Linked DNA regions of Homo sapiens: region 1 is linked to region 2. Evidence: chromatin loops called from intact Hi-C (ENCODE). Cell type or tissue: OCI-LY7. All regions are shown on one strand. Each heading gives the region's core, and the rest is flanking DNA. Links, peaks and the distances in the headings are about the cores only.

Region 1 (7,253 bases), core at 2,655-5,154, 100 kb after region 2:
GCTCCAGCCTAGGTGACAGGGTGAGACCCTGTCTCAAAAAACCATGTTCTTAAAAAAGGTTTAGTACCCACACTTCCTTGTATAGTTATGATAATTAAAGGGACAATAAGGCATTTGTCACAATGCTTAGCTAATATTAAACCTTATTATTGTTATTATTCCTAAGAGTGTCTTTAGGAACCAACCTCTAAGAACAGCGTTTTGCCCAGAGCCTGAGCCAAAAGGCTTTGAGATGAGTTGCTGGAAGTGAAGCTTCAGGTGAGGGAGATGAATGAAAATGACCACAGGAAACCACAGGCCACCGAGCACTATGATGGCACCTACCAAGCTTCACTTTCTTCCTTTTCTCATCAAGTTTCTGGGTCCTCTCTGCTGCTTGCTTCTTGGCTTTCCTGACCTTGTCATATGCAGCCTGGCAGGAGAAAGGGGCACAGGGCAGAGGGTCAGTGAGAGAGTAAAGACAGAGCCCCGGCAATCTGCCTGGCCCCTAGCCCACGAGCCATCAGAGTGGCAGCCTGGTGACTGGGTCTCCTGGGCTTAGACAGCAAGGACTGTGCCACATGGCAAAGGGCAGAGGACCGAGGTTGAGAGGCAGCAGTGGTCTCTAACCATGGGGGACGATTCCGATGAAGGAGGCTGTGCTTACCCTGGCTGCAGCATCGGTCAGCACCTCCAAGGCCTGAGAAAGCTGGTGGAAGAGTTCAGCTAAACATAAGGATCAAAAAGACAGAAGAAAAATAAAGTTAAGACTTCGTAATGGTGTGCTCCCTCAAAAAAAAAAAAAATCTTCAAAGAAGTCACAGGATGGCAGACAAGCCGACATCAGCAGATGACAGACCAACAAGGAGGGGTGAGCATATCAGCAACTGACCAGACACCCCTCACAGGAGGGAAGCCCTGGGACCCATTGCCTGGAGCCAGGCAATGTGTGCTTACACCCCACAGCACTCACATGCAGAGCTTACATCGGGAAACACAATGCCCGGGTGAGTGGGTTTCTTTCTCCCCACGCCCTGAGAAGAGTCTCACCTGCTCTGGGATTATCTGGATTTTTGTCTGGGTGGCAGGAGAGGGCCTTCTGCCTATACGCCTTCTTTACCTGGAAGAGTCAGACAGAAGACATGGCCATTCACTCTCATCCCAGGGACAAACAGGAAAACCTTGCTCAATGGGTAAGGGGAATCCCATGCACACCTAAAAGAGAAGCTGCTGGCGCCCACTTCCTAGCCACCAGGGAGACTGGCAATGGAGGAGGCCAAGGCCATGGAGGGAGTGAGCCACTGTCGCCCAGCACAGGAGCTGGGCCCACCTCCTGCTAAGTGCTCAACCTCACCACTGCAGATGTCCAGGGGCTGCTGCAACAGGCAGGAGCACAGTACCCCGCTTTCTCGACAGCCACTCGAAGACAGGTACTCTACACATTCTTGGTGGGCATATAAACTGGGGCAACCTATCTGGAAGAAAATTCAGCCATCAAAATTTAAAATGTTCTTTCCCTTTGACCCAAGTCCTAGGAATCTGGACTTGTAGAAGTATGGCAAAAATAAATATACAAGGATGCTCTCTACAACACTGTTGATACTAGCCAGCCAAGATCCCCATCAACGGGGAGACTCATTTAAAAGATTATGATTGGCCGGTGCGGTGGCTCACGCCTGTCATCCCAGCACTTTGGGAGGCTGAGGTGGACAGATCACCTGAGGTCAGGAGTTTGAGACCAGCCTCACTAACATAGTGAAACTCCATCTCTACTAAATATACAAAAATTAGCTAGGCATAGTGGCGGGCAGCTGTAATCCCAGCTACTTGGGAGGCTGAGGCAGGAGAATCGCTTGAACCGAGGAGGCGGAGGTTGCAGTGAGCCGAAATCGCACCACTACACTCCGGCCTGGCGACAGAGCAAGACTCTGTCTCAAATAAAATAAAATAAAATAAAATAAAAAATAAAATAAAAGATTATGATTGAGGCCGGACATGGTGGCTCACGCCTGTAATCACAGCACTTTGGGAGGCTGAGGCGGGTGGATCACTTGAGGTCAGGAGTAGGAGACCAGCCTGGCCAACATGGCGAAACCCCATCTCTACTAAAAATACAAAAATTAGCTGGGTGTGATGACATATTCCCCTGTAATCCCCCTACTTGGGAGGCTGAGGCATGAGAATCGCTTGATTCATGCAGGAGGCAGAGGTTGCAGTGAGCCAAGATTGTGCCACTACACTCCAGCCTGTGGGACAAGAGCGAGACTCCATCTCAGAAAAAAAAAAAAAAAAAAAAAGATTATGATTGGCCAGACATGGTGTAATCCTGTAATCCTGGCATGTAATCCTGTAATCCTCATGCCTGTAATCCTGGCACTTTGGGAGGCTGAGGTGGGCAGATCACTTGAGGTCAGGAGTTCGAGACCAGCCTCGCCAACAAAGCAAAACCCTGTCTCTATTAAAAATACAAAAATTAGCCGGGCATGGTGGCGTGCACCTGTAGACCCAGCTACTTGGGAGGCTGAGGCAGGAGAATCACTTGAGCCCCAGAGGCGGAGGTTGCAGTGAGCCGAGATCATGCCATTGTACTCTAGCCTGAGTGACAGAGGGAGACCTTGTCTCAAAAAAATAATAAAAAATAAATTTCAAAAAGTTTGTTCAGGAATTTGCCACGCTTATTAAAATTTTTTTTAAATAAAATATTATAGTAGACAGAGGTATCCATGTTCTGACATAGATCTTATTATAAACTTTTGAGTTTAGTCCAGGTGCGGTGGCTCAAGCCTGTAATCCCAGCACTTTGGGAGGCCGAGACAGGTGGATCACGAGGTCAGGAGATTGAGACCATCCCGGCTAACACGGTGAAACCCCGTCTCTACTAAAAATACAAAAAAATTAGCCAGGCATGGTGGCGGGCGCCTGTAGTCCCAGCTACTCGAGAGGCTGAGGCAGGAGAATCGCTTGAACCTGGGAGGCAGAGGTTGCAGTGAGCCGAGATCACACCATTGCACTGCAGCCTGGGAGACAGAATGAGACTCTGTCTCAAAAAAAAAAAATTTTTTTTTGTCAGGTGTGGTGGTGCATGCCTGTAGTCCCAGCTACTCAGGCGGTTGAGGCGAGAGGATCGCTTGAGCCCAGGAGTTCCAGCCAAGCCTGGGCAACATGGCAAGACCTCATCTCTACAAAAATTTTTTAAACATGAGCCAGGTGTGGTAGCATGTGCCTTTGTCCCCCTACTCAGGAGGCTGAGGTGGGAGGATCACTGGAGCCCGGGAGGTTGAAGCTGTAGTGAGCATGTTCACACCACTGCATTTCAGCCTAGGTGACAGAGTGAGACCTTGTCTCAAAAATAAAAATAAAAAAATTTTAAATTAAATTAAAATAAAATAAAAAATTAGCCAGGCATAGTGGTGCGTGCCTGCAGTACCAGCTACTAAGGAGGTTGAGGAGGGAGGATCACCTCAGCCAAGGATTTTGAGGCTGCCGTGAGCTATGATGATGCCACTGCACTCCAGCCTGGGTGACAGAGCAAGACTCTCTCTTAAATACATAGAAAGAAAGAAACCCCAATATTTCTTACATAAGTAAAAATAAACACAGCTACCAAGATTCTCTTTCGTGTGCTACCTAATAGCTGTTGTAAGTGAAGACAGTGTACACAACCCCAGAATCCGTCCTCTGCCTCCAAGGCCTTTGCTTTCTCCCTTCTGCTTGGTGTGTGTTACCTGCTGCTCAAACCTCCTGGAGGAAGAGCTAAGCAGATTGGATTTCTAAGCTTCCAAGATGGACGCAAGAAACGCTTCTACACCCAAGTGTGCTAAATAAGGACTTTCAGAGGTAAGCAGCCAGCATCCACAAGGTGAGCACCTGCTGGGCAACTCCTCCATCCATGAGGCAGCCACCGGGCCCAGGACCTCTAGGGGTGTGCTGCCACCTGCTGGGCCATAGCCAGGGCACCTGCCATGGCAGCCCAAGCTGTTTGGTTCTCCTGACTGCCTTGGAGGCAGCAGGAACCACCCAGGACAGGCGCTGGGCAGAGAGGGTGTAGACGTGCCACCTGCCTTCCCAATCGCCCACCGAAGCACATCTGCCCTGCCTGCTCACCTCCCACCCTAACCCTCCCTGCCTAGCTCTGTTTTCACTACAAAAAAGAACAATATTAAGGGAAAGGAGGTGCTAGCTTAAGACAGTGTCATCTTTGCAATATATCATCTTTACTTTTTAGGTCCCTTATCATTCGTCTTTTCTTTCTTTTGCTCTCTTTGCCTGCTTTATTGTGCCTCCAGCCTCATTCCTTTACTGAACATATTTTATATTTCAGGGCCCCTGTTTGCTTTTTTTCAATAAGTAAAACAATACCAAAAACATTATAAAGATGTTCTTTCTCAATCTCCCCAGCCCTCTGACATCAAGGTTCATTAACACATATAAAAGCACCTACACACACTGACAGGAGTCTGTTGGGTGTTTGTTCCTGGCCTCTGGGCCCCTCCTCTCTGATCCTATCTCCACCCTCTCTCTGGGATGGGTGAGAGGAAGGGAGGGGGAGGCGGTCCATGTCCCAGTATCTATGGCATCACCTGCAACACTACCTTCAAGATGAACTTCCTCAGGACTAGGACTAGTAGGCTTGCCCCAGGGATGTAGGGGGGTTTTGTGGAAGATGTTTTCTTTTGTATCATGGGGCTCTTTTAAAGTGGTTTAGGCTGGGCATGGTGGCTCACACCTCTAATCCCATCGCTGTGGGAGGCCGAGGTGGGTGGATCACTTGAGGTCTGGAGTTTGAGACCAGCCTGGCCAACATGGTGAAACTTGTATCTACTAAAAATATAAAAATTAGCCGGGTGTGGTGGTGCATGCTTGTAATCTCAGCTATGGGGGAAGCTGAGGCAGAAGAATCACTTGATTCCGGGGGGCAGAGGCTTCAGTGAGCTGAGATCGTGTCACTGTACCCCAGCCTGGGTGACAGAGTAAGGCTCTGTCTCAAAAAAATAAAATAAAAGTTTGTATGTTCCTTGTTATAAATCTGAGAGGGGGAGTAGAAGTGAGTGTGAAGAAGAAGGAGCAGGCTGGGTGTGGTGGCTCACGCCTGTAATCCCAGCATTTTGGGAGGCTGAGGCGGGCGAATCAGTTGAGGTCAGGAATTCGAGACCAGCCTGGCCAACGTGGTAAAACCCCGTCTCTACCAAAAATACAAAAATTAGCTGGGCGTGGTGGCACACGCCTGTAGTCCCAGCTACTAGGGAGGCTGAGGCAGGAACCTGGGAGGCGGAGGTTGCAGTGAGCCGAGATTGCACCACTGCACTCCAGCCTGGGCGACAAAAATAAAATTCTGTCTCAAAAAAAAAAAGAAGGAGCAGTAAGAAAGCAAGACAGAAGGGGTGTCCAGCAGTGGCATCTCCTTCATTTTCTTTCCTTTTTTTGAGAGAATGCTTTCTGAATTTTATTCTAAGGGAATGATAAATATTCTTTTGTGTTTCATAATTTATTTTGAATGTTCTATATTGGAATTTTGGTTTTTCACTGTAATAGGAAAATAAAATTATTCAAGCTGAAAAATCCACTCATATTGTCAAATATGCTTTACATATATTAACTTATTTAATTCTTAAAGCCCCTATGAGGTAGAAATTATTATCCTCCTCATTTTACAAATGAGGAAACTGTGACATAAGGGTTAATTATGATACCCAAAATCCATTCAATGAAAAGCCATACAAACATTACTTTAGGCAAAAACTATTCTACTCCAGCCAATTACCACAGAAAAAACAGTGGACACCACCCCACCCATGCCATCAAAGGCCAGGTAGAGAGCATAGACTTCCATTCTTGCTACCCTAAACCTCTGCCAGAGTGGTGTCAGATAAAGCCAAACAGGGAGGCTAGGACTTTCATCCCCAACAGATGGAAATACAAAAATATAAAAATATCTCTGGGCCGGGCGTGTTGGCTTACACATGTAATCCCAGCACTCTGGGAGGCTGAGGCGGGCAGATCACCTGAGGTCAGGGGTTGGAGACCAGCTTGGCCAACATGGTGAAACCCCGTCGCTACTAAAAATACAAAAATTAGCTGGGCATGGTGGTGGGAGCCTGTAATCCCAGCTACTCAGGAGGCTGAGGCAGGACAATCGCTTGAACCCAGGAGGCGGAGCTTGCAGTGAGCCGAGATCATGCCATTGCACTCCAGCCTGGGAGGGAAGAGTGAAAGTCCATAACAACAACAACAACAAAACAACAACAACAACAACATCTCTGAAAGAAAAGGGATATCCCCGAAAAAGCTTCCAGTCTCAGTATCGTTTATTATTAAATAATCCTACCTTATAAACAGCTGAAAGGGTTATAGCTGATATTTACTTTCTATAATAAGCTTGTATTACTTTTCAAGTGATACAAGAAAAAAACTGGTAAGAAACAAAAACAAAATTGTTTAGCTTCTTTCCACAATTCTAAGCTAGGAGGCAGCATGGTTCACTAAAAGAGGGCAAGTTCTGGAGTCTGGCAGATGTATTTTCAAATTCGGAATCTTCTACATACTGATAGCATGACCTTGGGCAAATTACTGAAGCTCACACAGCCTTAGGGACTTCAACATCAAACTGAGAAGAATAAATCCTACACACAGGGCTGCTGGAAGGATTAAAGAAAATGATCCGTGTAAGCACCTGACAAAAACTAGGTGCTTCCTACAAGTTCCCAAACCTTTCTCTCCTCTACTTCTGGAAGAGGGTAAACTGTGACACCAGGCCAGCAGGATGCCAATTGGACAGGAATTCAGGAATGGACCCTGGTCCACAGTGGATGCAGGTCAACTCCATTTGAATTCTCTAGGTGGACAGGGCTGGATTTGAGTCTGCTGTGGGGTAGATCTAAAATTCAATCCTGGGTTCACTCCCAGGGTCTCTGAAATACTCTTATTCAAGGGGTAGAAGGGATGGGTAGGTAGCCTGAGATCTTCCAGAGTGGCCTTGAATCAAAACCCAGCTGGCCTAAGAATGTTGGTCAAGTATGTCTGTCTTGATTAACTAGTTATTACTATATTTAACTGTTAAACCTGCCCTGGGCAGGGCCCATCCCTTGGTTTTAGCCTGGAAGACCAGTTTTGACTTTGAACCGGTTGGCCTAGAATTTGGTGCTTTGTACTACAAACTAGATTCCCAGCTTTGTCCAGCCCTCCTGGAGTTGACTGCTGCCTGAAGAATTTCTCACCATGTAAACACAACTCTCCTAAAGCAGGCCTTTGAAAAACCTTCCGGTCTCAATATTGTT
Region 2 (7,253 bases), core at 2,366-4,865:
ACTTGGGAGGCTGAGGCAGAGAATAGCTTGAACCTGGGAGGCAGAGGTTGCAGTGAGCTGAGTTCGCGCCACTGCATTCCTGCCTGGGTGACAGAGTGAGACTCCATGTCAAAAAAAAAAAAAAAGAAAGAAAGACAAGAAAAAAAAAGAAAAGTTATTTTTGATTGGTTATTTAGTCTGTTTCACTCTTATTACCAGGCTGGAGTACAATGGCACAAAATCAGCTCACTGCAACCTCTTCCTCCTGGGTCCAAGCAATTCTCCTGCCTGAGCTTCCTGGGTAGCTGGGATTACAGGAGCCCACCACCACGCCTGGCTACTTTTTTGTATTTTTAGTAGAGACAGGTTTTCCCATGTTGACCTGCGTGGCCTTGCACTCCTGACCTCAGGTTATCCACCCGCCTCCGCCTCCCAAAGTGCTGGTATTACAGCCATGAACCACCTAGCCTGGGTCATTAGTCTTTCTACTTAAGACAAGAGTAGTCTACATACCACCATTACAATCTTGAAATCTATTTTGTCTGATATAAGTATAGCAACTCCTGTTCTCTTTTGGTTTCCATTAGCATGGAATATCTTTTTCCATCCCTTTGTGTCCGGAATTGGTGGGTTCTTGGTCTCACTGACTTCAAGAATGAAGCCACAGATCCTCGCAGTGAGTGTTACAGCTCTTAATGTGGCGCGTCTGGAGTTTGTTCCCTCTGATGTTCGGATGTGTTCGGAGTTTCTTCCTTTTGGTGGGTTCGTGGTCTCACTGGCTCAGGAGTGAAGCTGCAGACCTTCACGGTGAGTGTTACAGCTCATAAAAGCAGTGTGGACCCAAACACTGAGCAGTAGCAAAATTTATCGCAAAGAGCAAAAAGAACAAACATCCACCATGTGGAAAGGGACCCGAGCAGGTTGCCACTGCTGGCTCAGGCAGCCTGCTTTTATTCTCTTATCTGGCCCCACCCACACCCTGCTGATTGGTAGAGCCAAGTGGTCTGTTTTGACAGGGTGCTGATTGGTGCGTTTACAATCCCTGAGCTAGACACAAAGGTTCTCCACATCCCCACCAGATTAGCTAGATACAGAGTGTCGATTGGTGCATTCACAAACCCTGAGCTAGACACAGGGTGCTGATTGGTGTGTTTACAAACCTTGACTAGATACAGAGTGCCGACTGGTGTATTTACAATCCCTGAGCTAGACATAAAGGTTCTCCAAGGCCCCACCAGAGTAGCTAGATACAGAGTGTGGATTGGTGCACTCACAAACCCTGAGCTAGACACAGGGTGCTGATTGGTGTATTTACAATCCCTGAGCTAGACATAAAGGTTCTGCACCTCCCCACCAGACTCAGGAGCCCAGCTGGCTTCACTCAGTGGATCCGGCCCAGGGGCTGCAGGTGGAGCTGCCTGCCAGTCCTGCGCCCTGCGCCCGCACTCCTCAGCTCTTGGGTGGTCGATGGGACTGGGCGCCATGGAGCAGGGGGCGGTGCTCATCAGGGAGGCTCGGGCGGCACAGGAGCCCACGGAGCGGGTGGGAGGCTCAGGCATGGCGAGCTGCAGGTCCCGAACCCTGCCCCGCGGGAAGGCAGCTAAGGCCCGGCGAGAAATCGAGCGCAGCGCCGGTGGGCTGGCACTGCTGGGGGACCCAGTACACCCTCCGCAGCCGCTGGCCCGAGTGCTAAGCCCCTCATTACCTGGGGTCGGCAGGGCCGGCTGGCTGCTTCGAGTGCGGGGCCCGCCAAACCCTCGCCCACCCGGAACTCCAGCTGGCCCGCAAGCGCCGCACGCAGCCCCGGTTCCCGCTCGCGCCTCTCCCTCCACACCTCCCTGCAAGCTGAGGGAGCCGGCTCCGGCCTTGGCCAGCCCAGAAAGGGGCTCCCACAGTGCAGCGGCAGGCTGAAGCGCTCCTCAAGTGCCGCCAAAGTGGGAGCCCAGGCAGAGGAGGCGCCGAGAGCGAGCAAGAGCTGTGAGGACTGCCAGCACGCTGTCACCTCTCACCTTTATGTTAAGTCTATGTGCATCTTTATAAGTTAAATGTGTCTCTTTGTTAAATGTGTCTCTGCTTTTTGTGTGTGTGCTTACTATTACCAGTGAGTTCTGTACCTTCAGATGATTTCTTTTTCCTTTTTTTTTTTTTTTTTTTGAGACAGTCTCTGTCGCCCAGTCTGGAGTGCAGTGGTGCGATCTCGGCTCACTGCAACCTTCAACTCCTGGGTTCAAGTGATTCTCCTACCTTAACCTCCTGAGTATCTGGGATTACAGGCACCCGCCACCACACCCAGCTACTTTTTGTATTTTTAGTAGAGACGGGGTTTCACCATGTAGACCAGGCTGGTCTCAAACTCCTGACCTCAGGTAATCTGCCCACCTTGGCCTCCCAAAGTGCTGGGATTACAAGCATGAGCCACTGCACCTGGCCCACATGATTTCTTTTTTCTCATCAACATTCTTTTCTTTCAGATTGAGGAGCGCCCTTTAGTATTTCTTGTAGGACAGGTCTGGTGTTGATGAAATCCCCCAGCTTTTGTTTGCCTGGGAAGGTCTTTCTTTCTTTTCAATGGAAACCTTACAAGCAAGGAAAGAATGGGATGACAAGGAACACTTTAAATATGTCATGCCATTCTCTCCTTGCCTGTAAGGTTTCCACTGAAAAGTCTGCCGCCAGACGTATTGGAGCTCCCTTGTGTGGTATTTTTTTTTTTTTTTTCTGTTGCCGCTTTTAGGGCCCTCTCTTTAACCTTGACCTTTGGGAGTTTGATTATTAGTAGTAGTCTTATTTGGGTTAAATCTGCTCGGTGTTCTATAACCTTCTTGTAGTTGAATATTGATTTTTTTTTCTAGGTTTGGAACGTTCTCTGATATTCTCTCTTCCTTTGAGTAAGTTTTCTTTTTCTTCTTTTTTTTTTTTTTTGAGACGGAGTCTCTGTTGCCCAGGCTGGAGTGCAGTGGCCCAATCTCGGCTCACTGCAAGCTCCGCCTCCCGGGTTCCCGCCATTCTCCTACCTCAGCCTCCCGAGTAGCTGGGACTACCGGCGCCCGCCACCACGCCCGGGTAATTTTTTGTATGTTTAGTAGAGACGGGGTTTCACCGTGTTAGTCAGGATGGTCTCAATCTCCTGACCTCGTGATCTGCCCGCCTCGGCTTCCCAAAGTGCTGGGATTACAGGCGTGAGCCACCGCACCCGGCCATATTTTTGTTTTCTTTTACATTTTTTAGATGGCTTATTCTGAAAAATTTTCTATCTTTATCTCTTTCTCTACCTCCTCTTTCAGGCCAATAACTCTTAGATTTTCCCCTTTTGAGGTTATTTTGTAGATCCTGTGTGCTTCATTTTTTATTCTTCTTTTGTCTTTTGTCTTGAATTTGAGTTTTCTCAAAACAGCTATTTTGAATTTTCTGTCTAAAAGGTCAGAGATATCTCTGTTCCTCCAGGATTGGCCCTTGGTGCCTTGTTTAGTTTGTTTGGTGAGGTCATATTTTTCTGAATGGAAATGATGCTTGTAGATATTTGTCAGTGTCTGGGCATTGAAGAGTTAGGTATTTATTGTAGTCTTCACAGTCTGGCTTTGGGACTTGGGCCCGAAGCCCAATGAGGCTGTGGTTTTTGCAGACTCAGAAGTACTGCCTTAGTAGTCTTGGCTAAGATCTGGAAAAATACTCTAGATTACCAGGCAGAGAATCTTGTTCTTCCCTTACTTCTCCCAAACAAATGAAGTCTCTTTCTCTCTCTGTCCTGAGCCACCTGTAGGTGGCAGTGTGGTGCTGCAAGCATCTGTGGCCTCACCACTGGGACTGCACTGGGTTAGACTTGAAGCCAGCACAGCGCCGAGTTTTTTTTTTTTTTTTGAGACAGAGTCTCGCTCTGTCGCCCAGGCTGGAGTGCAGTGGCGCAATCTCGGCTCACTGCAAGCTCCGCCTCCTGGGTTCATGCCATTCTGCTGCCTCAACCTCCCAAGTAGCTGGGACTACAGGCGCCCGCCACCTCGCCTGGACAATTTTTTGTATTTTTAGTAGAGACAGGGTTTCACCGTGTTAGCCAGGATGGTCTTGATTTCCTGACCTAGTGATCCGCCCACCTTGGCCTCCCAAAGTGCTAGGATTACAGGCATGAGCCATCGCGCCCCGCCTGATTTTTTTTTTTAATTTATTTTTATTTATTTATTTTTTTTTGAGATGGAGTCTCGCTCAGTCGCCCAGGGTGGAGTGCAGTGGCATGATCTTGGCTCATTGCAACCTCCGTTTCCCGGGTTCAAGCAATTCTCTGCCTCAGCTTCCTGAGTAGCTGGGATTACAGGCAACCGCCACCATGCTTAGCTAATTTGTTTGTATTTTTATTAGAGATGAGGTTTCACCATATTGGCCAGGCTGGTCTCGAACTCCTGACCTCAAGTGATCGGCCCGCCTTGGCCTCCCAAAGTGTTGGGATTACAGGCGTGAACCACCATGCCCGGTCAGCACTGGGTCTTGCCCAAGACCTTTCCCTTCAGGGCAGCGAGTTCCACCAGGTCCCAAGTGTGTCCAGAGATGTTGTCTGGGAGCCAGGGATTACAGTAAAAAATTTTAGCAGTTGCCCTGATGTTCTATTCTACACAGCTAAGCTAGCCCACCTCTAAGCCCAGCCTCACACTAGGAATTGCCTAGGAATTGCAGTCCTTGTGTCCTAGACTGCCTCTCAAGTTTATCTAGGACCCCAGAGAAACTCAAGTTGCAACCACTGAGATGGGCAATTTCCCTCTGGCTAGGGCTGGTCCAAATGTTTTTTGCATGCATGGGTGCTCAGCTCATGGCTTTATTCTCTTCTCTGACAGGGCAGCACTGAGTTCAATGTAAAGTACCCCAGTCACTGTGCAAAGTGCACAGATTCTCCCTACACCACATGGGTGCTGCCAGGGGATGGGGGAGGGGTGGCATTGGTGATTCAAGACTGCCCTCCTCAATGCCTTTTTAGTGATATGAAGTTAAAACCATGTACTATGATTGCTCAACTGATTTTTTGGTTCTTGTTATGGTGCTTTTCTGTGTGTCGATAATTATTAAAATGTGGTGTTCCAAAAGCAGGGACAGAGTGTAGCCTTCTGTTCTGCCATCTTGCTCTGCCTCTTCACTAATGAGTTTTGTACGTTCAGATGATTTCTTGCTCATCAACATTCTTTTCTTTCAGAATAAATATTCTTTAGGATTTCTCATAAGATAGGTCTGGTGTTGATAAAATCCCTCAGCTTTTGCTTGTCTAGGAAAGTCTTTATTTCTCCTTCATGTTTGGATATACTATCCTGGGATAAAAGTTTCTTTCTTCAGCACTTTGAATATGTCATACCATTCTTTCCTTGCTTGTAAGGTTTCCACTGATAAGTCTGCTGCCAGAAGTATTAGAGCTCCTTTGTATGTTATTTGTTACTTTTCTCTTGCTGCTTTTAGGACTCTTTCTTTATCTCCGACCTTTAGGAATTTCATTATTAAATGACTTGAGGTAGTCTTATTTGGGTTAAATTTGCTTGATGTTCTATAACCTTCTTGTACTTGAACATTGATAACTGTCTCTAAGTTTGAGAAATGCTCTGATATAATCCCTCTAAATAAACTTTCCACCCCTATTTATCTCTCTACCTCCCTTTTAAGGCCAGTAACTCTTAGACTTCCCCTTTTGAGGCTATTTTCTAGATTCTGTAGTGTGCTTCATTGGTTTTTACTCTTTTCTCTTTTGTCTCCTGTGACTGTGTTTGTTCGTTCCTTCCTTTCTTCCTTCCTTCCCTCCCTCCTTTCTCTTTTCTTTTTTTCTTTCCTTTCTTTCTTCCTCTTTTTTTTTATTCTTTTCTCTCTTTCTTTCTTCCTCTTTCTTTTTCTTTCTCTTCTTTTTTTGTCTCTCTGTCTTTCTCTTTCTTTCTTTCATCTTTTTTTTTTTTTTTTTTTTGAGACAAGAGTTTCACTCTTGTTGCCCAGGCTGGAGTGCAATGGCACCATCTTGGCTCACCACAACCTCTGCCTCCTGGGTTCAAGCAATTCTCCTGCCTCAGCCTCCTGAGTAGCTGAGATTACAGGCATTTGCCACCACGCCCGGCTAATTTTATATTTTTAGTAGAGACAGGATTTCTCCATGTTGGTCACGCTGGTCTTGAACTCCCGATCTCAGGTGATTTGCCCGCCTCCGCCTCCCAAAGTGCTGGGATTACAGGCATGAGCCACTGCGCCTGGACTTTTTTTTTTTTTTTTAAAGAGCCTCACTCTGTCACCCAGGCTGGAGTGCAATGGAACAAACTCGGCTCATTGCAACCTCTGCCTCCTGGGTTCAAGTCATTCTTGTGCCTCAGCCTCCTGAGTAGTTGGGACTACAGGTACATGCCACCATTTCCTGGCTAATTTTTGTACTTGTACTAGAAACGGGGTTTTGCCATGTTGGCCAGGCTGGTCTTGAACTCCTGACCTCAGGTGATCCGCCCACCTCAGCCTCCCAAAATGCTGGGATTATAGGCATGAACCACTGGGCCCGGCCTGACTGTGTATTTTCAAATAGCCTGTCTTCAAACTCACTAATTCTTTCTTCTGTTTGATCAATTCTGCTGTTAAAATACTCTGATGCGCTCTCGCTCTCCCTCTCCCTCTCCCCACGGTTTCCCTCTCCCTCTCTTTCCACGGTCTCCCTCTGATGCTGAGCCAAAGCTGGACTGTACTGCTGCCATCTCGGCTCACTGCAACCTCCCTGCCTGATTCTCCTGCCTCAGCCTGCCGAGTACCTGGGATTGCAGGCGCCGCCACGCCTGACTGGTTTTCGTATTTTTTTGGTGGAGAAGGGGTTTCGCTGTGTTGGCTGGGCTGGTCTCCAGCTCCTAACCGCGAGTGATCCGCCAGCCTCGGCCTCCCGAGGTGCCGGGATGGCAGACGGAGTTGCGTTCACTCAGTGCTCAATGGTGCCCAGGCTGGAGTGCAGTGGCGTGATCTCGGCTCGCTACAACCTCCACCTCCCAGCTGCCTGCCTTGGCCCCCCAAAGTGCCGAGATTGCAGCCTCTGCCCGGCCGCCACCCCGTCTGGGAAGTGAGGAGCGTCTCTGCCGGGCCACCCATCGTCTGGGATGTGAGGAGCCTCTCTGCCTGGCTGCCCAGTCTGGAAAGTGAGGAGCATCTCTGCCCGGCCGCCATCCCATCTAGGAAGTGAGGAGCATCTCTGCCAGGCCGCCCATCATCTGAGATGTGGGGAGCGCCTCTGCCCTGCCGCCCCGTCTGGGATGTGAGGAGCGTCTCTGCCCGGCCACCCCGTCTGAGAAGTG

The links. Hi-C counts contacts between places; a loop is a spot of excess contacts. Peaks named below come from ENCODE experiments on the same cell type or tissue, not always from the same donor. Only the 100,000 strongest peaks of a DNase experiment are listed, where the experiment ranks them.
Region 1: a loop joins it to region 2, with 9 times the contacts of the local background. A loop is called at or near these places in 31 of 110 quality-filtered maps.

Annotation. Positions count from the first base shown.
Region 1 is chr15:40,778,899-40,786,151 of GRCh38, forward strand. DNAJC17 (DnaJ heat shock protein family (Hsp40) member C17) reads right to left here. Exons shown (of 11, transcript NM_018163.3): 2 at 1,030-1,099; 3 at 647-705; 4 at 325-412. Among named protein-coding and RNA genes, the nearest start is that of C15orf62, 13 kb to the left of the region's middle. In OCI-LY7, for the core only: CTCF peaks have their summits at 3,907 (motif pointing left) and 4,114; a DNase peak (open chromatin) is centred at 3,903.
Region 2 is chr15:40,675,506-40,682,758 of GRCh38, forward strand. No RefSeq gene overlaps it. Among named protein-coding and RNA genes, the nearest start is that of RAD51-AS1, 16 kb to the right of the region's middle. RefSeq lists a silencer at 793-993. In OCI-LY7, for the core only: CTCF peaks have their summits at 3,720 (motif pointing right) and 3,924; a DNase peak (open chromatin) is centred at 3,776; H3K27ac peaks cover 333 bases.